5 separate regions of the Mus musculus genome follow, and regions 1, 3, 4 and 5 are each linked to region 2. Evidence: chromatin loops called from intact Hi-C (ENCODE). Cell type or tissue: heart. All regions are shown on one strand.

Evidence for each region. Peaks named below come from ENCODE experiments on the same cell type or tissue, not always from the same donor. Only the 100,000 strongest peaks of a DNase experiment are listed, where the experiment ranks them.
Region 1: it touches region 2 in a loop (6-fold over the local background); 5 of 42 quality-filtered maps call a loop at or near these places.
Region 3: it touches region 2 in a loop (2.1-fold over the local background); 2 of 42 quality-filtered maps call a loop at or near these places.
Region 4: it touches region 2 in a loop (1.8-fold over the local background); 4 of 42 quality-filtered maps call a loop at or near these places.
Region 5: a loop joins it to region 2, with 2.0 times the contacts of the local background. A loop is called at or near these places in 2 of 42 quality-filtered maps.

What each region holds. Positions count from the first base shown.
Region 1 is chr5:107,287,131-107,292,130 of GRCm38, reverse strand. Tgfbr3 (transforming growth factor, beta receptor III) reads left to right here and starts at 2,502. Exons shown (of 17, transcript NM_011578.4): 1 at 2,502-2,876. In heart, CTCF peaks have their summits at 2,716 and 4,743 (motif pointing right); DNase peaks (open chromatin) are centred at 2,620, 3,490 and 4,390; H3K4me3 peaks cover 2,993 bases; H3K27ac peaks cover 2,149 bases; H3K27me3 peaks cover 760 bases.
Region 2 is chr5:107,085,115-107,090,114 of GRCm38, reverse strand. Gm42146 (a long non-coding RNA gene) reads left to right here. Exons shown (of 5, transcript XR_880522.2): 5 at 3,696-4,393. Among named protein-coding and RNA genes, the nearest start is that of Gm42146, 6.9 kb to the left of the region's middle. In heart, no CTCF peak of the experiment used is centred here; DNase peaks (open chromatin) are centred at 1,694 and 2,724; H3K4me3 peaks cover 221 bases; H3K27ac peaks cover 2,763 bases.
Region 3 is chr5:107,145,789-107,150,788 of GRCm38, reverse strand. It overlaps Tgfbr3 (transforming growth factor, beta receptor III), which reads left to right. Exons shown (of 17, transcript NM_011578.4): 6 at 831-999; 7 at 2,616-2,763. Among named protein-coding and RNA genes, the nearest start is that of Gm42146, 54 kb to the right of the region's middle. In heart, no CTCF peak of the experiment used is centred here; DNase peaks (open chromatin) are centred at 2,498 and 4,478.
Region 4 is chr5:107,015,570-107,020,569 of GRCm38, reverse strand. No RefSeq gene overlaps it. Among named protein-coding and RNA genes, the nearest start is that of Gm33371, 28 kb to the left of the region's middle. In heart, a CTCF peak has its summit at 2,861 (motif pointing left); a DNase peak (open chromatin) is centred at 4,879; H3K4me3 peaks cover 391 bases; H3K27ac peaks cover 1,512 bases.
Region 5 is chr5:107,165,235-107,170,234 of GRCm38, reverse strand. The region is part of intron 4 of Tgfbr3 (transforming growth factor, beta receptor III); the gene reads left to right. Among named protein-coding and RNA genes, the nearest start is that of Gm42146, 73 kb to the right of the region's middle. In heart, no CTCF peak of the experiment used is centred here; DNase peaks (open chromatin) are centred at 2,114 and 3,404; H3K27ac peaks cover 1,252 bases.

The sequences.
Region 1 (5,000 bases), 200 kb before region 2:
CTCCCGATCTCTGGCTTGTTGCTCCCTTTTGTTATTTGTTATCATTGCTGAGCACAAGTTTTATATAATCAATCCCATTTGTCTGCTCTTACTTTTTTTTGTTTAGTATCTTATCCTAGGGTAATCTTTGCCATTGCAATGTCAAAAACCCAAAATCCACCCACCAAAGTGTCTTCCAATGGTCTTAGGTGACCCCAAAGGGGTTGAAACCCACATGCTGACACTGGAAGCCTCCTCCATGGGGTGTGCTGGCTGGCCCATGCCTGTGACCTTGAACTTGGGAAGTATGAGGCAGAAGCAGGAGAAATGAGAGTTCAAGGGCAGGCTTCACTACTTAATGAGTTGGAGACCCTGAATTACTTGAGACCTATTCAAAGGAAAACTAACCCAAAACAAAACAACATCAACAACAAAACCCTAAAACCCTACCACTCAATTCTCCTCGTTAGAAGCCTAGCACTTTTAGAGGAAGGCTGAAGTGGAAGCTTAAGGGTTCTTTCGAAAGTCAGTTGTGTTAGGTGGTGTTTTGCTGGGGCAAACATGTGAAGGAGTGTTTTCCTGAAGCAGACACAGGTGTACGTTTAAGGCAGTGAAAGGAACATTCCACTGAAGCAGACACAAGTGAGAGGATGTTCTGCTAAAGCAAGCACGTGAAAGGACATGTGATAAAAGATTCTTTGCTAGTGACAGACACATATATTGGTCCGCCTTCCATTGCATAGTTGAGCTCCATTTGTCAGGACTTCAAAGAGAGAAACACACCAAGAAACTTAGGTGGCGTGACACAGTTTCTTGTGGCTTCCATGGACTCGGGCTGATTGACAGAGTGATGTCAGCTGAGACAGACTCACGTGCTGAGGCAAGACCTGTGGGGAGGCAAGACCCGCAGAGGACATAAGGCGTTTGAAGGGTATAAGTAAAACTCCATGGACAGTAACAGAGTATAGCTAGGATTGTTTATAGAGCTAGCGGTGTAATGCTGGTCGGTTTGGAATCTTTGCTGATCTTCGCTTCTCAGAGGGGCATAGCTGAGAGCTTCTCCTGACATTCCTGTTGGTCCCTGCTGCTGCTGAGGCTGAGGCCTGGCTGTTTCTGCTACGTAGTGCCACCGCTGTTGATTTGTGTTGACTATCCTGACTCTACTGAACTTCATATATCTGTGAAGTGTTTGCGAGTGGATCCAACTGTCTCTTCAAACCTGTGAACTGAACTACAGATTTCCAGACAACACAGATGGGAGTTGCTCCAAAGAACCTTTCTAAACAGGTCTACTTCCCCATATCCTTTGGTTTTTCCTACTTCTCTGGAGGGTGGTGGGCAAGAAGGGAGGTTAAAGTGTTTAAGAAACATCATTAAAAATAGGCTTTAAAAACTTAAAATTACAAAAGTCTAGCTGGGCTACTCATTTGTGCAAAGGTTCCCTGACGATCCAGCAGCTGTCAAGACTGGAAACTTGTCTTTGAACCAGACACTTCAGTCACTCCATCTGTTGTGGCACCTGTAGAGTTTCCCGTGAAGTAACTGGTGACAGAATTCCATGGATAAAGGTGCTTGCTGCCAACCCTGAAGAAATGCACCAAAGATGGATTCTTGGGCCCTACTTGAGGAAAGGGAGAAAGTTGTCTTCTGACCTCTACTCTGGCCAAGGCTGGTTCTGAACTTGTGATTCTTCTGCCGTACTTGGTTGTATGTGGTGCTGGGGCTCAAACTCAGGGCTCTGTGTATGCTGGGCAAATACATTACTACCGAGCTATAGCCCCAATGGGCAATTCACCTTTTAATAGAAAGTGAAGCGTAAACAGTGCCAGATTTGTGTTGGTGACTGAAGTAGCTGCATTCAACTCTTGCAAAGCACATTCATGCAGGCAGGACCCTGTGTGCTCGCCTATCCTGTGTTCAGAGGGCCGCGGGGAAACCGTAGGAATGGAATTCAGCAGCTGGAGAAGGCACTTTAATTCAGCAGCTGGAGAAGGCACTTTGAGCTAGGCTGTAGAAAGTAAGAGACCCTGACCACACCACAAGAGCATATCTTTAGATAACCGAAACTGGAGAAAAACCAAACTGGGGCAGAATGAATGTGTGCATGGGGCTTCGATGTGGGAATGGGTTTCTCTGAGATTTTTTTTAAAGGAATTTTTATATCAACAACCAGGAATCCAATAAAACTATCTTCTCCTAAGGCCCTGGTAGTTTGAAGGATCTAGGGAAAGGCAGCGAGTCTTCGCAGTGCGCGCCACATCCCGGGTACTCCACACTTCTTCCAGGCCGGGGATGCCCAGCTGTCATCCCATCTCGGGCCGAACCCCCCCCCCCCCCCCCCACACACACACACACCCGACTTCCTTTCTATCCTTACAGCTCCAGCCTTCTCTGCCCGAAGGGAAGCACAGGCTGGAGCAAGCTCTCTAGGCTCATCCATCAGCAGTGGAGGAGGAGGAGAGGAGGGGCAGGAGGAGGAGTTTCTAGGCGGCCGAGCCCCCGAGGCCCGCGGTGCCCTTCCCCCCTTTCGCTGATTGCTGTGGCTGCGCGCCCGACCCCGCCCGCGCGTGTGCGCGGCCGAGTTAGGGCGCCGCACGGGCCTGATGGGGGTGATCCAGGCTTTCGGGGACGCCGAGCGCCACTTTCCTCCTCCCTGGCAGTGAGAGAGAGAGAGAGGTGGAGAGGGAGAAGCGGGCTGCTGTCCTTCCAGGCCACTTTCGCTGCGCGATTCCGCGAGCTCCCGGCAGGAGGTGAAAGTCCCCGGCGGGGTCCGGATGGCGCAGTTGAACTGCGGCTGCTGAGCTCGCGGCCGCCTGCGCGCGCTGGGCGCGGGGACTCGTCTGGGCTACTCCCCCACCTCGCGTTGGACGACCGGTCCTGGACACACCGCTTGCGAGGTACGTGCGGTTTGGCGCCCTATCAGAGGCTGTGCACGCTGCGTAGTGCGGGTCGGTGCCTGCTTTGCGGGGTTGCTCTGGCCATCCAGGACCCCGAGGCTGGGACCTGGCTTTGGTCCCGCAGGGTTGACGCTGAGCGGAACCGGGATCCGCTGCGGTCCCGGGTGGGCAGCGCCGGGGAGGAGTTCCCCACACCCGCTTTCGCTCTTCCTCTCCACGGTTTCCTAGTCCCGTGCGGGGCTGCAGGCCACTGCGCTCCTGGCGCGTGACAGCGTGGGTGGGCACTCGACCATGATGGGTAGCAGAGGCCGCGGCCGCGGGACTCGCGCGCCAACGCCAGTCCTGGGTCCCCGCTGGCCGCGCCCTGGCTCGGGGAGTCAGTCCCGAAAACGCTGTGAAGGACGCTCCCGGGTTAACCTTGTGGCGCTCCCGCTGATGGTAGAGGCTCCCTACGATTTGTGAACTTGGTTGGGACAAACTTGAAACTCTTGGATGTTGCTAGAGGAATCCGCTTGTAGAGTTGGGCTTATTGGGGCATTTGTCCCACCTTCCCGCACCGGATAGGAGTGCAGACAGCTGGAGTGACAAGCCGCAAGTATCACGGCTTAGGTGTTGGTGCAAACAGTTGCCCTACTCGCTAACCGTGAACTGGGAGGACACGGTCCCCCAAGGTGGCTGTGCGGTTTGGAGGAGTGCACAGATGTTTCTGACTGGGACCGTGCGGAGCGCAGCACAGGTGTTAGCGCCTCGTGCTGCGCCCTGCTGTGACAGGAGAGCCGCGAGGATAGGCATCCCGTGAGTGTCAGACTGAGATAAAGAACCAGCCAATTTAAAATTTCTTCTTTCTTCGAAGAAGTGAGCGGTTTGGGAGGGTACCAACACGCAAAAAAACCCATATCGGGATCCTTTAATATCCAGGGAATGGCCCTTTAGATTGTAGCGGGTAATTTTAGGGAGAGCTCAGCAGGTCCTTTTGGGGTACTAAAACGGGAATATATTGATCCCTCCCTGTATGTCAGTATCTCCAGCAACTCCAGCTAGTTCCTGTCAGGGCTTAAAGACTACGTCAACTCTGGTTCAAAGTGATTTTAGTGGACCCATTTTACAGATCATATATGCTAGACTCCAGCAGCTAGAGGCAAAGTTACTTGTCCAAGGTCACATAGAGCTTTCTGTTACTTTTAACCCAAGAGCTGCCTCGGTCAGTCATGGCGGAAAGTGTGGTAAGATCCATGGGCCCTAAGTCCTTGGCCCTCTGTTCTCACCCAGCTTCCTGTCTGAGTTGAATACATCTTTTGAAACACAGATACAAATTATCTGTGATTAATTTAGAGGATCATATACGTATGTACTTTGCAGGAGCCAGAATCCAGCTTCTCTGAGTCTGGGTCCAAATAATTATAAATAGAACTCTGACTCGTGTTAATTTCAATCTTTATTCTTCATTACTTTTATTAATCCACCAGACATTGTTGATCAAGGCCGCTTGGCTTCCTTAGGAAACAGCTTGAGGCTGGCACAGGAGGCAGGGAAATAATTCTTACCCCCTGAAGGGCTATTAAAGACGACTTGATTTCATGCCATTGTCTCAGCAAGAGGATGTTGCTCTGTTTCTTGATGTTCTCTGCTTTTGGCTTTAATTCTGCATTGTTTAGCATTTCAAGGCTTAGGCATACTTTTTTCTCTTGACATTGTTGTCAGCTTTAAACGTCCCCTATTGTGATGGAATCTGGCCACCCCACACCACCTTTGCTTAACTGTTGATTAAGATATGTACATTAAAAAACAATAAAGTCATCAACTGAGTTTTGAACCCCAGCACTTCAAAGGCCTATGCCTTGAGAAATTCATTGTTATTTTAAACACTAGCCAGCAGGGGGCGCACAGCATATTATTGATGTCCTGCTGACATCTAGACCTGTTTGTACTGTGTGTAGCATATATTTCAGAAATGGAAATTATTGTAGCTTTATCTAGTACAGTAACTAAGTTGCTTTACGATTAATTCCAACTGGTTAAAAGTGGGATGATCTTGAGTTCCGGGCCTGAATGTTAAATGTGTGTCTAGAACCTGTAGTGACTAGGTAAATATTTAAATACAAATCACAGGGTTCCCCCCCCCTC
Region 2 (5,000 bases):
CTCACGAGGGAGTGCCAGGTGCTGCCTTTTGCTCCCCGCCCCACTCCCGTGGCAATCCACCCAAGACAGGGCTGTGATTCTAGAGCACTCTGTCCTGATCCTGCTCCATCTTCCAAGAGCACACCTGACAGACTTACTGCTGAACCTCAGAAAATTACCAGGCTTAGACTATAAGGAAGCAAGATCAGAGGGTGAGCAGAACTACCAGGGGCTACTTACAAGGAGGAGTTGGAGGTGAATTTGGGGATGGGGTTGTTGTGAGAACAGTGGGTGGGAGAGTTAGTGAAAACGAAAAAGTTTAGGTTATTCTGTGAGCTGTGCGAATTGGGTAGAGAAGAGAGACTATGAAAGTCTGGCAGAATTGATCACTTATATCCTCTTGCACATCGGGAAGCCCAGGAACACAGGTAAGTCTTTCTTAGTCATTTCTTTGTTCAATTGTGGTTTTTTGTTTCTTTGTTTCCCAGGTTTAGGGGCCAGGCTTGGAGGTATTCTCTAGGTTATGGTAGGATTTAAGTAAAAAAAACACCTTTGGATTCAGGATACTTTGTTTGGTTGCTTTTCAAGACAGGAACTTGATTCAAGTCAAGTTCTGGATTCCCAGAAGAAGTAAAAACCAAATGGACAATCATTAAGAAATATTGCCACAGACTGCTTAACTAGTGCATTCATTCATTCATTCATTCATTCATCCATTCATCCACTCATCCATTCATCCATCCATTCATCAATTCTTTCATTGATTAGTTTATGCAATCAATCAGTCTTATTTCTCCGAGGTTCCCAACACCTAGAGGACAGATTTTTCCCCTACAAAGAAGAGTTTGGCTGTGCTGCCCACTGTGCCCGCTGTAAAGGAAAGCTATATGTCCTATGCATGTGTGGGTAAACAATTTCATATAAGAACATCTTGATGGGTCCCTGAACCCAGTACCAGTTGTGGTCTTTGTCCAGTTGACTTTCTGGTTTTCCTACAGTTAAAACCGGCAAGTGGCATTTAAAAAATCTGTAATACGTGAAAGCATATCTCATTATTCCAATTCCATTTCTTTAGCAACTGTCAAGTAAACAGCTCTTGTGTACTAGGCGATTTTTCCCTGTGTGAACTGTGTAAATATACACCTTGCCAATTCCCCCACTTAGAATTTGCCATTTTCAGTGATCAGATTTTATATATATATATATATATATATATATAATTTTAAATTTATTGCCATTAAATTATATTTACTTATTACTGACAATAGACAAAGGTACATTATCGAATGTTCCTGTCCCGCCGTGAGCAGGGGGGAGGCGAGAGGGGGGAGGGGCACTCTTTGCAGCCATGGACTTGCGGATTCTTAGTCTCTTAGCTCCTAGACTCAGAGGAGAAAACAAGAGTTTTCCAAATCTCTCAGCCCAGTGTGCAGAGCCTCCACCAGTTCCCCCACCTGCTCCCCCCTCCCCCACAGCGGGTGGTCTCCTTGCCAGGTCTGAAGGGATTATCTGGGATCAATATTTGAAATAGTTGATTTTTTTTTTCTAACTGGAGTTAAGTTTATAGGCTTTTTTTATTTAACCACCAAACACCAGAAATAAAAACCTGGAAGGGAGCCAACTTGACTCTGAGCCAGGGCCCTCCCTAGCAGAGGAGCGGTCCTCAGTCCCAGTTGCTTTCCCTAGCTGTTGACAATTCCTTTCAAAGGCTGAACAATCCCTTCACTTCTCAAATTCTTCGTGGGAGTAGGGCAGCCCGGAGTGATTCCTAGAGATCCTGTCTTCCCAGGTTGGCCCCTGATACCGGAAGCTTCTGGGGGGGGCCTGGGCCCCCACGTGACGGGGGGGGGGCACGTGACCGGGGGCCCCAGCTCTGGTACTTTCCAAGGGGGATTTTCAATTGCTGGCTCTGCAAATGTTAAGGCCTCAGTGGTGGGTCAGGGGTTGGGGTGCAAGACTCAGAACATCTGAGGTTCAGTCCCTGAAAAGTGGGTGGGGAGGGGGTTTCATCAGACTAATCCTTAAGAACTAGACTTCGGGGTTCAGGGAGGGTTTGTCTCCTAACACCCAGGTATGGAGTACCAATTATGTATCATGCACTCTCCTAAGCTCCAGTGAACAAGACAACAACCCCTACCCCCACACCACCCCCTTGTCCGAGACACACACACACACACACACACACACACACACACACACACAAAGCTGTGGAATTCACAGTGAGAAAGACAGACATGGAACAAATAATTCTATAACCAAATTTCAATAGTGACAAGTGTAAAAATTTTGTTTAGTTTAGTAGGAACAGTTCCATGGCTTTGTGTATAAGTTCCTTCCTTTGAGAGACTCAAAGAACCATCAAGGGAGGCTTGGTGGTGTCTCTTTCTCTTGCCTCCTACGCTTAGGAATGGATGGGTCATCCTGAGAAAACAGACAGCCCTGACAAGGGTAAGTTGCAAGGACAGGGCTGGAGGGAGGCTGGGCAAACGGGAGTGCCCTCCTCCTTGCCCTGGAAGCAGCTGGATTCAGCTGTGACAGCAACACCCCAGTTGGCTCTAAGCACTGTGGAGCTGGTCCCAGGAACAGCCTTTGCCTCATGTTGGCCTTGGATGTGACTTCTTAGTGAGCTCTCGTTGACCAGCACATTTAGCTCCTCCTCTGTCTCCTACTCTTTCATGCTCAGGACTCATGTTCCAGATGGGCTCAGCTGGCAAGCATTTGAGACATGTCTCAGCATCTTGTGATGTGTTCCTGAACCCCTGGGCCTTGTGTGCAGTGAGTCATTGGCTCTGACTGACTCCTGATTCATGCTGGCCCATGGGTCCTTGGCCCATAAACCAAAGCCCAACAAGACCTGCAGGGGACCCCTGACCGTTGGCTCAGCTTTCTACTACTCTCTTTTAGCCTTTTTCTCTACACTGATTCTTCTTCAATCCTTTCGATGAGGGAAGGGTTTCTAAGCACCAGTCCTGAATCAGGACTCTTTCTTGAAGCTCCAGTTGCTCTCTAACTTCTGCTGTAGCTAAGCTGCAAGACTGGGTGCAGTTGGGAACCCTGTCAAGGCAGGGCTATTGCTGTTACATCCAAAGGGAAGGATTTCTTTCTAGAAACTCGGATGGTCAGAATAACCAGCTCAAGCAGTAGGAGAGGAACTTCTAGGATTCTGGTTGAGAGCGAGGACCAGGTCGGCACCCTACCCAGCTAAGCAGTAAGTTTCCTGTGCCTCAGATCTATCATCTATAAAATATAAGCACCAAACTCAGAAAATTATGAAGATAGAATGAGTTAAAATCCTGGGATAGTGTTAGCAGTATTGCTGCTTCTCTGGCTTTTGTAGGTCCTCAGCCCCATTCTACAGGACGACTTTCTGCAACTTGAGGTTGATCATATGGATTTTATGACATCTCCTCTTCCTGCTTCTTCTTAGCACTCTACAATAGCATTCTTCCTTTTAAATGTTTCATTTTATTTTATTGGTGAGCATGTGTGCACGTGTGCATTCATGTAGAGGTCAAAAGACAGCTCCCAGGGGGCTTCTCTCCTTCCACCATGTGGGTCCTGGTGATCACTCGAATCACCAGGTTTGGTGACAAGGGCCCTCCCCACTGAGCCAACTTACAGGCCTCAAACAATGGCCTCTCTTCTTCCAGCAGACCAACAGCAATGAGCTGGGCAAACAGCAGACTGACTCTGGTGTTTTGGTTCTATTCATCCAGGTTTGGATTGGAGCTCAGTCCATTCACAGCTTGGACCTCAGCTCACCTCACCTTACAGGAAGCTATTCATAGTGGCTCCAAGTTGAAGTGGCCATGAGGAAGGCATTTCCCTTCATCCAGAGCCAGTTCCTGTAGCAAGCCCTCAGCTGCCAACATTGCCAGAAGCCGAGAACTGAGAACTTCAATAAATATTAAATACGCCTACCAAAATGGGATTGGACGGAAAGGCCCAGAAGCCAGGGCCACGAGGGGACAGCCTACAGCTAATGACAGAAAGCTGAGCCACCACATACCTTGAAGCCAGGCTTACTGTATGGTGGATGTTGACCAGTTTTTAGACCCACAGACACCATGTATGGCAAGTACTGTGGGGACGGCCCCTGAGAGCGGAAGAACAGCATTGCCCACAGAGGGCAATTCCTTGTTCCGAATAGTCTGACTCCAGCCTCTTACCTACACCACTCATATAACTGAAGTTATGTGGCTCTGAGAGCCGAGTCAGAGAACAAGAGAACATTCTAGGAGGACAAGCTAGAACAAGCGAAAAGGCTCCAGGGCTTCAGTCAGGACTCTCAAATAAAGAGGTCAAGTTAGCTGCCCTATCCAACTTCATGAAGATGACCAGGCAACAAAAACCACTCACAGCTGGGCAGTGGTGGCACACACCTTTAATCCCAGCACTGGGGAGGCAGAGGCAGGCATCTCTGTGAGTTTGAGGCCAGCCTGGTCTACAAAGTGAGTTCCAGGATGGCAGGACTACACACACACACACATACACACACACACACACACACACACACACACACACACACACCTCACAGTCCTATAGTTTTTGATGAGGTGTTGAACAACTCATTCAAAATATCAGTCAGCGATAGCGTTCACATACTTGAATAAAAAGTTAGCATAACGGACAGATAAAAATGATTGCTTTCACATTGTTATGTCTTCTGTCTATTAATGGTATTAATAAATATACTTTTATGCTATAGTTTGAATGTACACCCAAAAATTAGGTGAGTGAAGCTTGATCCCCAGTGTAAGTGTGCTAAAATGTAGAGCCTTTTAGTGGGTGATGAGGTCTTGGGGGTTCTATCCTTGTGGATAGGTTAATGCCACTGTCTTGGGAACTGGTCAGTTGTTGCCAGTGTAGACTAGCTATAAAACCACATTCAGCTCTCTCTCAGGTTATGAAGCCCTCTGCCATGCTAGGAGCAGGACCAGGCTCACAACAGATCTGCCCCTTGACCTTGGGCTTCTCAGCTTCAGGGCTGAATAAATTTCTGTTGCGAGCTTTCTGGTCTA
Region 3 (5,000 bases), 61 kb before region 2:
GGAGGAGCTGTGGTCTAGGCGCACAGGAGTGAGTGAGGTTATCTATAGAAAATAGACAAAGGGAGGATTGAGATTCTGAGTCTTGATTATTTAGCCTAACATAGGTTTCCAGCTGCATACATTTCCCTGTATATGCCATGATGTCATTTTTTTTTCTCATAGCTGTATATCTTTGTTGCTGTTTTGTTTTTTGAGATAAGGTCTGTAGTCCAGGCTGCCCTCAGACTTGCTATGTAGCTAAGGATGCTTGTAAATTTCTAATTTTCCTCGCTTCCACCTCCTGAGTGCTGAGATTACAGGTGTACGCTGCAGAACCTTTTACACGATACTGAATATGGACCCCAGGGCATATTGCACGCTAGGCAAACATGTTACCAACGGATCTACACTCCCCAGCTCAGGGCTGGGAGTCTTGGGCTTGGCTGACATTAACTACAGAGCCTCAGAAAGGAAAGATGTCCGTGTCCCACATGATCCCCTGAATCAGATTCTGAGGGACAGAGTCCTAAGAGGTGGTTCTGTCCTGGATCAAAGACAGAGGACCACTCTAGTGAAAAAGAGTAGGACACAGCAGGGGTCAGAGGAGATGAACAGGGGCAAGAAAGGAGTGGGTGTAGGCAAAGAAGAAGCCACTAGCACTGGCCAGCAGAAGGCCCCTGGTAGCCAAGGTAGAAGGCATGGCTGAGCAGTAGCCGAGGCCACAGATGAGGACCCTTTGGGCTCGTGGCTTCTGGTTCAGACTTAGCCTCGGTCACACTACCACCTCTTTCCTTCCCTCCTGGTCCCATAAACTCCCCGATTTGACCCCAGTGCCCTGTCTTTACTTTCAGATCAAGTGTTCCCTCCCACGTGTAACATAGGGAAAAATTTTCTCTCGCTCAATTACCTTGCGGAGTACCTTCAACCCAAAGCCGCCGAAGGTTGTGTCCTGGCCAGTCAGCCCCACGAGAAGGAAGTGCATATCATTGAGTTAATCTCCCCCAACTCCAATCCTTACAGGTGAGCACGCCTGTGCACTCAAGTGCACCCATGTCTGCATGTATGTACATGTGTGTGTGCGTATGTGTGTGTTATAACCTGAGAAGAGATGAAAGTAAAGATCTGTTCTCCCCTGATATGAGGGTGAGAGCGGGGAGCAGCTCACTTTATTTGGAGAGAGGGAAGCAGCCATGCTTCAGGCAGGCGTGGATCACAGAAGAGGAGGACGGCACTCAGCATGGTGACGTGGTTTGCATTATCACCTGGTTGTAAAGATATATATGCCAGAGAGTTCTTGAAGCCCCTTCTTAACTTCTGGGTTTAATTTTTAAGATAATGGTTCTCCTTTGCTATCTCCTTTGACGGACATCATCACTGTTGAAACAGTGATGTAATTAGAGTTACAGAGTAGCCTTATTATCTACCACAGTTACCATTTTAATATGCCTCTTTTGATTCGGTTATATGTATAATATCCTCAGAGTACGTATGCACCGTGTGTCTGTGTGTCTGTGTGTCTATGTGTCTGTGTGTGTCTGTGTCTATGTCTATGTGCGTGTGTACTGCATCTTCATGGTATGAATCAAGGATCCATTAAATAGATATCACAATCTGACACTTGTGGAAGTTTGATTCTCCCTATGAAAATAATTAGATTTTGTTGTTGTTTTTAAGGAGGGGAAAAATAATAATTTTCTACCCTGACCTGTATTTCATATGGGCCAGTGACTCAAACTTTACCAGTTTTTCTGTAGAGAGATTTTTGAAATGAGACGTGTAATAGAGTTTTCATTTCAAAATTGAATAGACCACAGATCGTTTGGGTGAGAATCTGTTCCATGCCATGTACAGAACTCTGTGGAGGGACCTGGAGAGTGCGCAGACCTTCAGCCAGGCTTTCTGATCATTGTGTCTCACACTTGAAACCACGACAGACCCTTCCCTCAAATTCGGAACGTTTAGTAAAGCGTTCATTTAGTAAAAACCATTTTCTCTCATGCTCAGTTCTTAGAAGTTTGTATTGTGCTCATCAATTTTGTATCAATTGCTTGCTTGACCACTAATTTAAATAACTTTATATACAGAAGCTTGGGAAAGTAAGTGCAGATATGATTATTTAACTGTTACTGATGCCGTAATCAAAACTTACGTAAGTCAAGAGGCCTTTGGCCTTTTATTTATTCTGACATTTCCTGGAGCATGTGCTAGCATGCCTCCTACCCCTTCCCTCCTCCAGCCTCAGCCACCCACATCAGGCTTTGAAGGGCTTCAGCATATAGGGACTTAGAAGTTCCACAACAAAGGGCGAAGGCACAGAACCTTGAACACAGACAATTCTGCTTCAGAAGGAAACTCCCTTGGTGTTCAAATCCCTTTAACTGAGGAAGCATTGAGGAGCCTTCCTCCCTCCCCCTCTCTAGAGGAGAAACACAGCTAATTAGCATCAGGCCTGCGATCCTATTGTTATGTAAACCCGTTTTGTTCAGCGTGCAACAGCAATCTGTTTTGCACATGTCATTTGCCTGGGATCCACGCCAGCATTTTAATCAACTGGCCAGACACTGGAAACACGAGGCTTGGAGCAGTGGCAGCCTTCTGGCTCCGGTCTTGACTTTGCCTTTGGTTTTCACACACAGCACCTTCCAGGTGGATATAATAATTGACATACGACCTGCTCGAGAGGATCCTGAGGTGGTCAAAAACCTCGTCCTGATCTTGAAGTGCAAAAAATCTGTCAACTGGGTGATCAAGTCTTTTGACGTCAAGGGAAACTTGAAAGTTATTGTAAGTTGGTTGCTCATTTCTTGGTCTTGTTAAACAGCAATAACTTAAACTGTGGTTGTGTGTGTTATTTTTGCAAAGGTTCTGCCTCTTTGAACTTTCTAAGCTCTCTGTTAGTTTTCACTCTGCAGCCTATACTTGGTTTCTTCTGCTGGACAGTCAATGTCATGGCTAAAACATGGCCCTAGGGAACATTGTGGACTTGGGTTTGAGTCTTGGCTCTATTACTTAAAAATTATGGCCTTGGACAAGTTCTTAAAGCTCTCTGAACTCCAGTTACCTCATTATGAAAGTTCTGACATGAGTTAGTGTACTTTCTAGTCTTAGTAAACATGAAGCAATGAACATTTTCATGTCTGCATATTCTTTAGGGGGTCAGTGTCACAGTCTGGAACCAGGTGCATAGGGAGGAAGGAAAACCAAGCTGACCCCAGCCCATGCTGTAGACTTCCCTGTTGAGATAAATATGTGATGTTGGGTGAATCTGGCTTGCATCCAACTTCCAGGAGTAATACTCTGACAGAAAAGTAACTCTGGGCTCTGTGTGTATATGGAGGGGGTGGGGAGTGAGGGTGGCATGGGATGGGATGGGATGGGATGGGATGGGATGGGATGGGATGGGATGGGGGTTGGTACTCACTCAGTAAATGACTTTATCCTGCAAGCTGTAATCCCAGGGCTGGAGTGTGGAAGACAAAAGAACCCTGTGAGCTCAGTTGCTGTCCATTCAGCCTAGCTGGCTTGGTGAGCTCCTGGTTCAGTGAGAGAAGCAGATAAAGATTCAAGAAAACACCTGATGTTGACTTCCCACCTCCACAAACACATATGTGCACCCTGCTCACACACATGTATATGCACTACACATGATCCTTTCATGGTAACCAGCTTACCTCTAACATAGCTTCCCAAAGCTTCTGTGAGGGGCCTTGCAGGCTGACAGGCTAAGGCAAAGGTTCATGTTGAAAAGTTGATGAAAGTTTGGTAAAACCAAGCTCATCTCAGATATAATTAGGGGGAAAAAACAACCCGATTTGGCATAATATTGGAGCAAAGTGTGGTGTGTGTGTGTGTGTGTGTGTGTGAGAGAGAGAGAGAGAGAGAGAGAGAGAGATCTCCTTGGCATCTCTTTTGTAAGAGTCAAATTTTTAATGTGTGTTAATTGACCATCTTTGTTAACAGCTAAAATGGATTGTAGATGTTTGGAATTTAGGAGAGTCGAGTTGTGTTGGTTCAGCATTCCTCTGCCCACTGCACCTTCCATGTGATCTCTGTCCTTTTGCTCACAGCACCTTCCATGTGATCAGCAGTGAGCAAAACCAACAGTTCCCTACAAGTCCAGTCACTTAGGTGAGCTCCCAGAGGAGCAGACAAAGCCAGGAGCACATCTTAATTTAAAATGCTTTTTCCTTGTTCCTAGGGATTTTTATATTATTATTATTATTAATTTACTTCGACTTTGAAACAGTCCAAATAATCCATCAAATGTAGTAGTGATGCATGAGGCTGGTACTGAGTGCAAAGCCTTGCCGTGATTTTCCAAGGTCACAGATATTTTGATTGCCTTCCCTTGGCATGGCGTAAGGGGTGGTGGCGACCTGGAGTGTCTGCTGCCTTTGCTGCCTGGCACGCCGGCCAACTGTTTTTAGTTTCAGAATAACAAAAACAGGAAAGGGAATCATGCCTTGAAAGGCAGAAAACATGCGGTGCACTTTAACTCCCTGCTGGAGTTTGTATGTACTTAGCTCTGACTGGCGGCTCTGCTGTCCCTGCATGCACGTGCCTGGACCACAGTGGTCCTGGGCTTTGCTTGAATGTCCCTGTCTGTCAGAGGAATCAGAGAGACTAAGAAAGACGAGGAATAAGATCGGCCATCATCCCAAACAAGATCTGTTTATATTCCTCTCTCTGGCTGCACTCCTGTTCCAGGCCAGTCCTGGACAATACATGACAACATTGCTAAACAATTAGGTAATGTTTCATGATGATCTTTTATTCCCCAGTCAGTTTCAGGCTCTTTGACTTCTAACTCCCTGTCCCAGATGTGAGCTGTGCTATGAGGAACAGGTACATGCTAAGACAAAAGTTTAGGTTGCAGCTTAGGAAGAGAGAAATGGTCTTCCCTTTACAGACAATATGGTTACATGTGAAGAGTAAAGGACTCTGACTCAACCACACAAAGCTAGATTCAGGTACCATCTCCAGCTGCCAGTTCATGGCGGACAGTACGACTGAACATGGTG
Region 4 (5,000 bases), 70 kb after region 2:
GACATGTAGGATAAAGGTCACCGCATCAAGTAGAGCAGTAACCAGCTGAATTTATGTCTCTGCCCCAAGCTCCAAGAAGCCAAAGTGCAAATAGGGCAGATGGCAAGCATAAGAGGAGATTGTGGTGTGAAGGGTAGCAATGCAGAGAGCACTGAGACCCCTGCCCTCCACGCAGCCAAGGGCACTGTCCAGTCTCTATGAGACCGTTGTTAAGGTCCAGAGAGTGTCAAAGGAAAGTTCACATTTCCATGGAAGACCCAGAGGCCACGAAGAGAAACCAGGCAAGTCTGTGGATCTTCTGTCTGACTCCTCTTTGTCAAAACCCACATGTGGCCCTGTTTCAGTCTGGTGGGTATCTGCATGTGTTCCTGGGTGGAGAGTGTATTGTGCAGCTGGCCCCTGAGTAATGATTCCAGCCTTCGACCATGTATGTCTCTAGACAGGGCTGCCTTCTGCTCTCAATTTCCAGTCTGGCAATAGAAACTGCGCATTCATCTCAAATCCAGAGAGTTAAGGGCGTCGCCACTGCATTTTTCTCCCTTCCCACACGACTCAGCCATGAGGGAAAGGTTTTGACTGAGTTTTTCTATGATGCAAATTCATGGCTGAGGTCAATATCAGTCTAGGGCCTAGTACTTAGTAGGTGCTATTTTCAAACTTTGTATTATGGAAAGTTACTAGAACTTGGAAAGGGAAAGAATGAATGCACAAGGAAGGTTTCAAACTCCAGAAAACGGTGGCTCCGGCTCCAGTTAGGGACTCACGGCTGTTACTACTTTATATCCGCCCAGTTGTTCCCTGTCCCATCAGCCATACAAATTCCTCGTCAGCAGCTTTATATGAGACTCTAAAAGAAGTCTCCCCTTAAAACATAGGTATGATGTTATTATTATATCTAAAGACTAATTACAAGCCTTTAGTATCATAAAATCTTAGTTCAAACTTTAAATCAATTAAATGTTGTGATCCAAAAACAAAACAAAACAAAATCTCCTTATTTGTTCCTATTTTCTGTACCTCTGTCCCTCCTTTGGTATCATTTTAGTGTTCTTTATCTTCTACTTTTCTATAAATTGCCAGCTGGATCTTTTTGAAAAAAAGACATTTTTTAAATTGTATGTGAGTGTTTTGCATATATGTATGTCTGTGTACCATGTGCATGCCAGAGAAGGTTATGCTGCTGCCTGGAATCCAAGGCGCAGGCTTTTGCAAACTGCCACGTGGGTCCTCTGGAGCAGCACTCGGTGCTCCTAACATCTTCCCAGCCCCGGGCTAGTTGGATCTTGGTGTATGCCTCTGCTCTTATGATTTCTGGAAATCCTGCTGCAACGTGCTGACCTGTTCCTCCATCAGCATGCAACACCTGGCCTCTCTCTTTTGCAACACTAGCAACTATCAAGGATCACATGTCCTAGATATACTGACTCATTAAAAGGTGAAAAAAATCATGATAATTTTCTAACTGGATTTTTACTTCTTGATTTTGAGCTGTAATCCTTAGAAGAAGAGAAGGGAAATGTGTCATCTTGGTCACCCTCTGCAATGGTTCTTCTAGGAGAGGTAGAATAAACACTGGAGGTTTTGTTTGTTTGTTTTGCTTTTTTTTTTTTACTAATTAGTAGCATAATTTAGAAAATCATATTCCTATAAAATGACAAATAGTTTTCTTTTTAGAGTTGTCTCAAATTCAAGATGTAAACTTTTTTTTTTAACTCTGTCACAGTGGATGTCTATATTGACAGATTGGTTCTCCTTGGCCAGTGAGAATCTGTACAGTCCTTCAACACAGTTCTAGCTGACTTTGACCCTGGTCTTATAATCTAGTGTGACAAAATGCAAGTTTCAGGGACATCTTGTATGCTCCCTGCTCTAAGTGTGGTACTGTGTTTCTCTGGAGTTTCTTATTTCTGTTAGAGGAAGTTGTTCTAGAAGTCATCATGGGCCCCGGTCTTTTCTGTAGGCTGAGCTGGAAGCGTATTTAGTTCTCGCCATAAAGCGTGAGTTCACACCGATGAACAGTTCCAATCCTGTCTCCTCTCTCTTGTAACGGAGAAGATCGTGTTCAAAGACACCGGATGCAATACATCTTCACATAATTGGACAATTGTTCTTTTTTTTTTTTAAAGATTTATTTATTTATTATATGTAAGTACACTGTAGCTGTCTTCAGACACTCCAGAAGAGGGTGTCAGATCTTGTTACAGATGGTTGTGAGCCACCATGTGGTTGCTGGGATTTGAACTTCAGACCTTCGGAAGAGCAGTCGGGTGCTCTTACCCACTGAGCCATCTCACCAGCCCCTGGACAATTGTTCTAAACACCCATGTGCACGCTTCTTGCAGAACAAAGTACCAGCTTTTGCACAATCTAACAATAGAACTCATGCGAGGTGGTTTTTGTAAGTTTCTCCTCTTGCACCTGGGGTTGAACCCAGGGTCTTGCACATGCGGAGAGTTCTACCAATGGCCACTTCCTATTTGGAAATAGGATCTCACTAAGTTTTCCAGGCAGCACTTGAACTTGCCATCCCCTCCTGACTCAGCCTCCCCCGTAGCTGGAGTCATAGGCCTGGACCAGGACACCAAGTCTTGTTCCTGCCGGCCTTGTCGACAGATGCAGGCGGTTGCAGTACCCTAGAATAGCTCCTCTCAGTTATGTTATGTTAATCAGATGTAGGCTCAACTGCTTGGGTTTATTTTTTATTATGCTTTTTAAAAATGTAAATAGGTGGGAGGGACTAGAGATGGCTCAGCGATTAGGAGTACTTGCTGCTCTGTCAGAATTTGATTCCCAGAACTCAATATCTGGCAGCTCACAGCTGCTGTAACTCCAACTCCATGGGCCTCAGCGCCCTCTTCTGGCCTCTGTTGGTACCCACATGCTTGGGCACAGATACACAAGTACAAAATAAAATGTTTTTAAAGATTCATTTTACAGACAAGGATGCTTGCAGTCAACCATTAGACTGAGCATGGGGGCCCCAAAAGAGGAATTAGGGGAAGAACTGAAGGAGCTGAAGGGGTTTGCAACTCCATATAAAGAACAATATCAACCAACCAGAACCCCCACCCCAGAGTTCCCAGGGACTAAACCACCAACCAAAGAATACACATGGAGGGACCCATGGCTCCAGCTGCATATATAGCAGAGAATTATCTGGCATCAATGGGAGGGGAGGCCCTTGGTCCAGTGAAGGCTCGATGCCCAGCATAGGGGAATGCTAGGGTGCTGAGGTGGGAGGGGTAGGTGGGTGGGGAAACGCCCTCATAGAAGCAGTGGGGAGGGAGATGGGATAGGGGGATTGCAGAGGGGAAACCGGGAAGAGGGATAACATTTGAAATGTAAATAAATAAAATAACCAGTAAAAAATTAAAACGAAAAAAGTTCAAAATTAAAGATTCTATGTGTGTGTGAGAGAGAGAGACAGAGACAGAGAGACAGAGAGACAGAGACAAAGAACAAGATGAAGACCAGTTATTGAGAACAGAACTCAGAGCCTCTAGAAAAGCAGCACTTTGGTCCTAACATCTCAGTCCTCTCTGAAACTCCCTTAATAAAATATTTTTAAAGTAAGTTTTTGGTGATTACATGAAACTTTACTGATTCTAAAGTCAAATTGACAAATGCAGTTATAAAGGAGTCTAACTCCATTCTTATCTCAAGAACCCGTTTTCTTCTCTTATAGCTAATCATCTTTAATTGTGTAGTTGATATTTCTGGGTTTCAGTTTTAAAAAATTACACAACAGACACTGCTCCCTTCCTGTGTGCATGCATGCACGAGTGTCTTACTATCGGTTCTTTTGGATTATATCATAGGGCTTGCTTCATATTGATGCACAGATGTTTCCTAGTCCTTCTTAGCATGTGTGGGTACAATAGTTTATTCTCCCGGTTCCTCAATTAACAACAAAAACCACTAAAACTCTTTGAATGAGATTAGATCATTAGATTGTAAAAAAAATGCTGGTATTTTTTTTTTTTTGGAAAAAGGCATAATTGTATGTTAAGATTTATCCTTGAGTTCTCTCTCTCTCTCTCTCTCCTCAAAAATAAGACACTTGTAGCTATTTTCAAAATCATGGATTTGGGTTTGATTCATGAAAATGGCCTTGCTAGATACAGAATACTTTCTTCCTCTTAATTACTGCATTAAAGAAAGCTTGCCATACTCTTTACCTCATAGTCATGCCTCAGTTATTAAATCCTTGAGATTAGCACGGGCATAATGCTACTGCTAATCCTGCACTTGGTTCTGAAGGCAAAGGACACCACACATCCCACAGGGTCACATCCTTCAGTGTCTGTCATTTTAAAACATTTCTCCTGCTTTGACTTTCATGACCTTGATATATTTGGTGATTAAAAATCAAGCCAATTACATTGTTGTACTGTGTGTTCCTCCATTCGTGTTTATAGTAAGTTTTTATTAAGATAAGTAGTATTAATTCTGACTATGTTAGTGTTAGTCCCAGGACCTTGGTGGGGAAGGTGGGGCAGGATGAAGAGAAAGAAATATCTAAGAAGAGAGGTCGGTTCTCTTTGTACATGTGCTTATCTCAGTGCACACAAAGGAAGGGGGCCCCTTTAATGGAGAGCCGGCCTGGGAAAGGAAGCCAATTCCCCCGGAAGCCCTGTAAGATAAGAAATCTGGGGCTCTGTAAACTCATTGGCTTCCGCATCCTTTTACCCTCCTTAGCTTCCTCCTTAGTCTCAGATCATTTCAGGTTAGGGGGAGAGGTAAAAGCCCCTCAGGCTGAAACTTGGAAATGGGTCAAGACAGCTGCTGCATAAGAAACGGGGTTGCTCAGGTCTCGGGTATGGTGAGTCCATAGCAAGCACTTGAATGTCAGCAGCTGCTATGACAGGGTTCAGAGCACGCCTTTCTCAGGCCATGGTCTGGTGCTCCACTCATCTCCCTCATCCCCCTGCTGCAGGAACACCCTCCTCCTCACCCTCCCCTCAATTGACACTCGATGCCTCCCGAGCAGGAGCTGAGTT
Region 5 (5,000 bases), 80 kb before region 2:
ACATGCTGATAATATATTAAAAGCATTGAACTGAAAAAAATGTGATAACTCTGGTATATTACTTAAAGCCTATATCGCTGGTACGTCATCCCTAAAACTGCTAGGAAACAAATCTGCTGCAGTCTTCTTTGCTGGGATCAGTGCAAGAGCTGGGGGTGTTGCTCTGTGGTAGAGGGGTGATTTGGTGTATGCACAGCCCTGGGTTCCGAGCACATCTGGACTGACAGTGTCACTCAGTGAACAGGACTCAGGCAGTGCTGGGAGCTGAGCCAGGACCTCGTGTACCCTGAGCATGGACTCAGGTGCTAAATAAACTACAGTCTCCGCTCCAAACTAGATTTCCTAAAATCTAGCATATTTTTACTTTACTCCTTGTCCCTAACTGTGGTGGGGTTTTTTTGTTTGTTTTCATCTTGTGGGCAACAAGGTGGCTCAGGGGGTTAAAGACACCTGATGTACAAGGATCTGCACGGAATTTGATCCCTAAAACTCACAGAAGGTGAGTGGCAAGAGCTAAGGCCACAGAGTTGTCCTCTGACTTTCATACATGTGTCTTGCCCTACTAATGATTATTATTCTGTTGTTGTAAGTGATTATTGTGCTATTAAATGTCACTTATAAATATTCTACATATCATTATAATTACTATTAGTAGGGTCATTTAAAACCTCACTTTTATATTATATATAAATATTATATATGATACATACATATTATACACACACATGCATACATATATACATATATATAAAACATAATTATTAATGTTAGGGTCATTTCAAGCCTTGCTTTGTATGCCAAACCCAAGTTCTTTTCCCCCTTCAAGCTCATAATCTACATAAGAAATTTTCAAGATGAGAGCCTGGCAGCCTCATGTTGTGATATGTTCCTGAAATCCCAGCACTTTGGAGGCAGAAGTAAAAAGATCCAGAATTCCTGGCCAGGCTGCCTCATAGTGAGATCTTGTCTTTAAAAGTAAAATAATAAAATAACAACAACAATAATAAATTTAAATGAGAAAGAGAGAGACAGACAGGTACAGACAGACAGGCCCTAGTGACTGATTCTTAACAGCATAAAGTGTCTGGTCTGGCCTATCCATTTGAGAGTTAGCTGTTTTGTAGTCTACTTAAAGCGGGGAAATGAGGATGCCTAAGACTAGGAAAGTCTCCGGGAAGAAGCGGCTGCTTCCAGTGTTATACTCTATGGGTTTCTGTCCTGTGATTTCTTTTTTCCCAGCCATTTTATCATTAAATCAGGAAAGAAATGTGGATATCTTTGGCAGCCAGATGGGGATAGGACAGGGCAGATGTTGGTCTCACAGCACAGTGACCAGGGTTTGACATATAAAAATGCAGGTTTCTAGTTCAAGTTGAGTTTCAGATAAATAAATTTGCTTAAGTATGCCTGTGCAATATTTTAGACATAATTACACTAACAAAATCCATACATTCTTTAGCTACAGTTCAAGTTTAATTTGGTGTCCTGTATTTTTTTCTGGTAACCCAGGTTTTTGTTTTTGGCTTAATCTCCCCAGCATGGGTTCTAGTTCTGGCTCCAGCACTAAGGAGTTGTGCATCAGGGCGCATGGTTGTGCTACCCCGGGCTCAGTTCCCCCATCACAGATAAAGACTTTGGATTATTTGGATTAAGCTGATCTTCCGAGTTCCCTCAAGTTTTTTTTTTTTTTTTTTTTTAACTCTTATGCTTTGATAATGCGGCTGCTAGATAACTATATCCTAATTTAATTGGAAACAGAAGATAGCAATATGAACCCTGCCCTCCTCAGCAAATCTGAGTAAATACCAAGGCATGGCAGTTGGAATAAGTGAGGAAAACCGAACTTTATTCTTTGGCTTTGGCTTAAAAACAAATCAAAACTTAATCCTAATGAAAAATGTAAATTAATACCAGGAACACACTGAATATTTAAAAAACAGCTCTGCGTGTCCAAAGAAGGGGGAAGGGTGACTGAAAAATCCTTATTGCCAAAATCTGGCTTACTCCTTTTCCTTAAACTGGAGGGGGCGGGGAGGCCAAGTATTTTGGACCTCTGCCACCAAACCACAGGCAGTTCTCTGATTTGCACTGCATTTTGGATGCCTGACAAGACTCGGTGAAAACAAGTGCTATTTGTTTTCCTGTGCCTAGTATTTAACTGGAAATCAAAAGGCTAAATTTCCAATCAGTTGTTAAGCAGCCCCAGATGTGAGCTCAGGGCCGCACTGGGGGGAGTCAGCCTAATAAGGCGCATGCGCCACCTAACAGGACACATGCGCAGCTGTTACCTTTCCAAGCCAAGCAATGTGTAACCGAGGGTTAGTGTGTCCAAAAATGCTCTGGGAATAACTCAGTCAAGCTTGCATGTGGAGGAGGGAACTTAAAAATAAACAAATTGAAAAAACTCCTGGGTTCTATGGTTTTGCATTAAAAAACAAAATCTTTCTAACATCCTTTGGCAGCTCTGCCCCATACTTGAGAGCCCACAAAGTTAGCAAACCTTCTATGATGTCCTTCGTATGAACTGTTCACCGATTCAGCATCCGTTTTTTCTGCCCGAGTGCTTGAGGAAAATGACCCAGGGATTGACAGGGAAGGGTGAGTCACCTACGTTCAGAGAGCTTTCTACCGCTCGCTCGCAGAGCTAGCTAGAAAATTGGGAGTTGAGGTTCAGTGTAAAAATGTACCGTTGTTTAGATCCCAGAAGTTGGAGAAAATGAGACTTGCCCTCTTGCCTGTGCAGACGAGGTAGCAGCTTCCGGGAGGTGGACTCTGAGGAGCATGTAGGCAGATGGCTTAGGGAACTGTAAACAAACGGAGCTTCCCACCAGGCTAGAGGTGTCACCCCTGTGTCCTAGGGACCTGACTGCACCATTCAGTGAAGTCTTTCCCCAAATAAATTCTCTCTTGAAGGCAGATTAAATAAACACTTCCAGATTCGTGGTGGTTCTTTTCAGTATCTCTGGCCGAATGACTCACTGTGTCCCGAGGAGATTCCAAGTGGTTGTGTACCATGCGTTTCTTCTCAAGAGGCCGCTTATCTGTTGGTTTTGTGGCTTGTCCCTCAGAGATGTAATTATATGGGGATTGAGCCTTTCAGGAGCTGGGGTCAGTCAACTACCATATTTCCTAGAATTGAGTTTCTGCCCCTTTGTGGTAAGAGAGCCTCTCCTAAATGTCACTGTGGCACTTAGAACGTTGGAGAGAGTCCAGTTTCAGCTGGTAAACCTGGTCCAGAGAGGGCTTGTAGAAGCTTTTGTCCTGACAGGTTGGGGAGGGTGGTGACTGCAGCGTAGATGAGTGGCCCAGAGCCCTGGTTTGCCCTCTTGTAGTTTCCTAAGCGAGACATCCTGTCCAGGAGGACTCACCCAGTGTGGACTTTTCCTGGCTCTACTTGGTGTGTTGTGTCATGTCTGTGTGTAGGCACGGCCCCAGCCCTGTGAAGGCCTCGCTTTCATTCAACAAATTGAGGTTAAACAAACTTGAGTACACTGAACAGAAGATTGGTTTTCCTTGCATAGTCCAAGGAGGTTCTTTAGAGCTCTGGAATAAAGCTAATCTGGTGACGTAATGCATCTGCCCTTCCCAGGCACCGGCATTGATGTCAAAGGTTAATCTCTGGGGCTGTGGGTAACATAGTGGACAACCTCCGGAGAGCTATTTGGTAAGAAAAAATGAGTGTTTTGTTAAGGGAAGTTACAGAATGTTTTATTTTCATATAATGAGAGGAGAGGAAAAACTCTCCCAGGAGGCTCTGGGATGCTGATGTGAAACTTTTAGGCTGTGCCTGGGTGCAGATGGTGATGTTGTGGGACAGCTCCCAAAGCTACCTCACAACCCGTTTCAGGGAATGGCTGCAGCATGGCTCAGCTCCTTTCTGGGTACACACAAACTGTCCACTTTGCTTGAGACAATGTAGGTTTTGCATCTCCGATCCTTGTCATCTAGTTTTCTGGCTTAGAAATCATCTTATCGTGGGATAGAATCTGTATCTTAATCTCTGCTTTTGCCATTACTCCTGGGTGGTTTGGAGTCCCTGGTGCAGATCAGGGTTAGGGTTAGGGTTAGGGTTAGGGTTAGGGTTATGAACTGTGAGTGATCCCGTGGTGGACGTGGTCAGCAGGGTACCCTTTGGATTGTGAGTGATAGCCCAAGCCGGAGCTCATGCACCTGCCACCTACAGCCCACAGAAATGATAGCTCACTTGCTATCTCTTGCCCCTTTATCTTTATCTTTTGAGAAAGGTTGGCATTGCTTTGATCTGTGAACACAGGCAGAAGAAATCCCTTTCTAGACGTTTGCATAAGAAGGCTCAGCTTCTGCTCCACTGAGCAACAAACTGTGGGTGATGAACGTTAAGGTCTGTCTTGAAGCCCTCATGATGTGTTTGGAGGCCATGCATGCATGAGTGTAGTTAATAAAAATGAAAGAGTGTGTATCGGGGGCTGGATGCTTCAAAGTACTTACATACATTACTCCGTTTGTAATCTCTGTAACAAGTCTGTTATGTAGGTGCCATTGCTATTATTATCATAAAACTATTTGGCTGTATGATGCAGTTCTTAAAGATAAATTTCACGTAGGTATCATTTATCATTACTTTAGATGAGGAAATGAGACAGGGAGGTTGACAAGTGTGTGGACCAACTGTTGCTGGATGGTGGTTATAACACATAAAGGGGCAGGAAATTGACTGAGTATGTGCAACAGCACTCCCCCGAATACTGAACTGGGGGCCTTGTTGGGGAAAGCTACGCTGCCGGACCTGAAGGCAAAACAATGCTGTCATTGGTAACTCCCTTGTCTAGCATGGGGCCACAAATGGCTATCCCAAGATTAGGGCCTCAGAATGGAACTTCAGAGCAAACTGGGACACCAGGTAAGCAAAGGCCTCATTTTAACAATGCCTGTTGTAAATGACTTGGGAACTGAGGTATAGGCCCTGTGGCATTCCACTCAGCCGAGGGTTTGTCAATTGTTTCGTTGACCCCTTCCCCAAG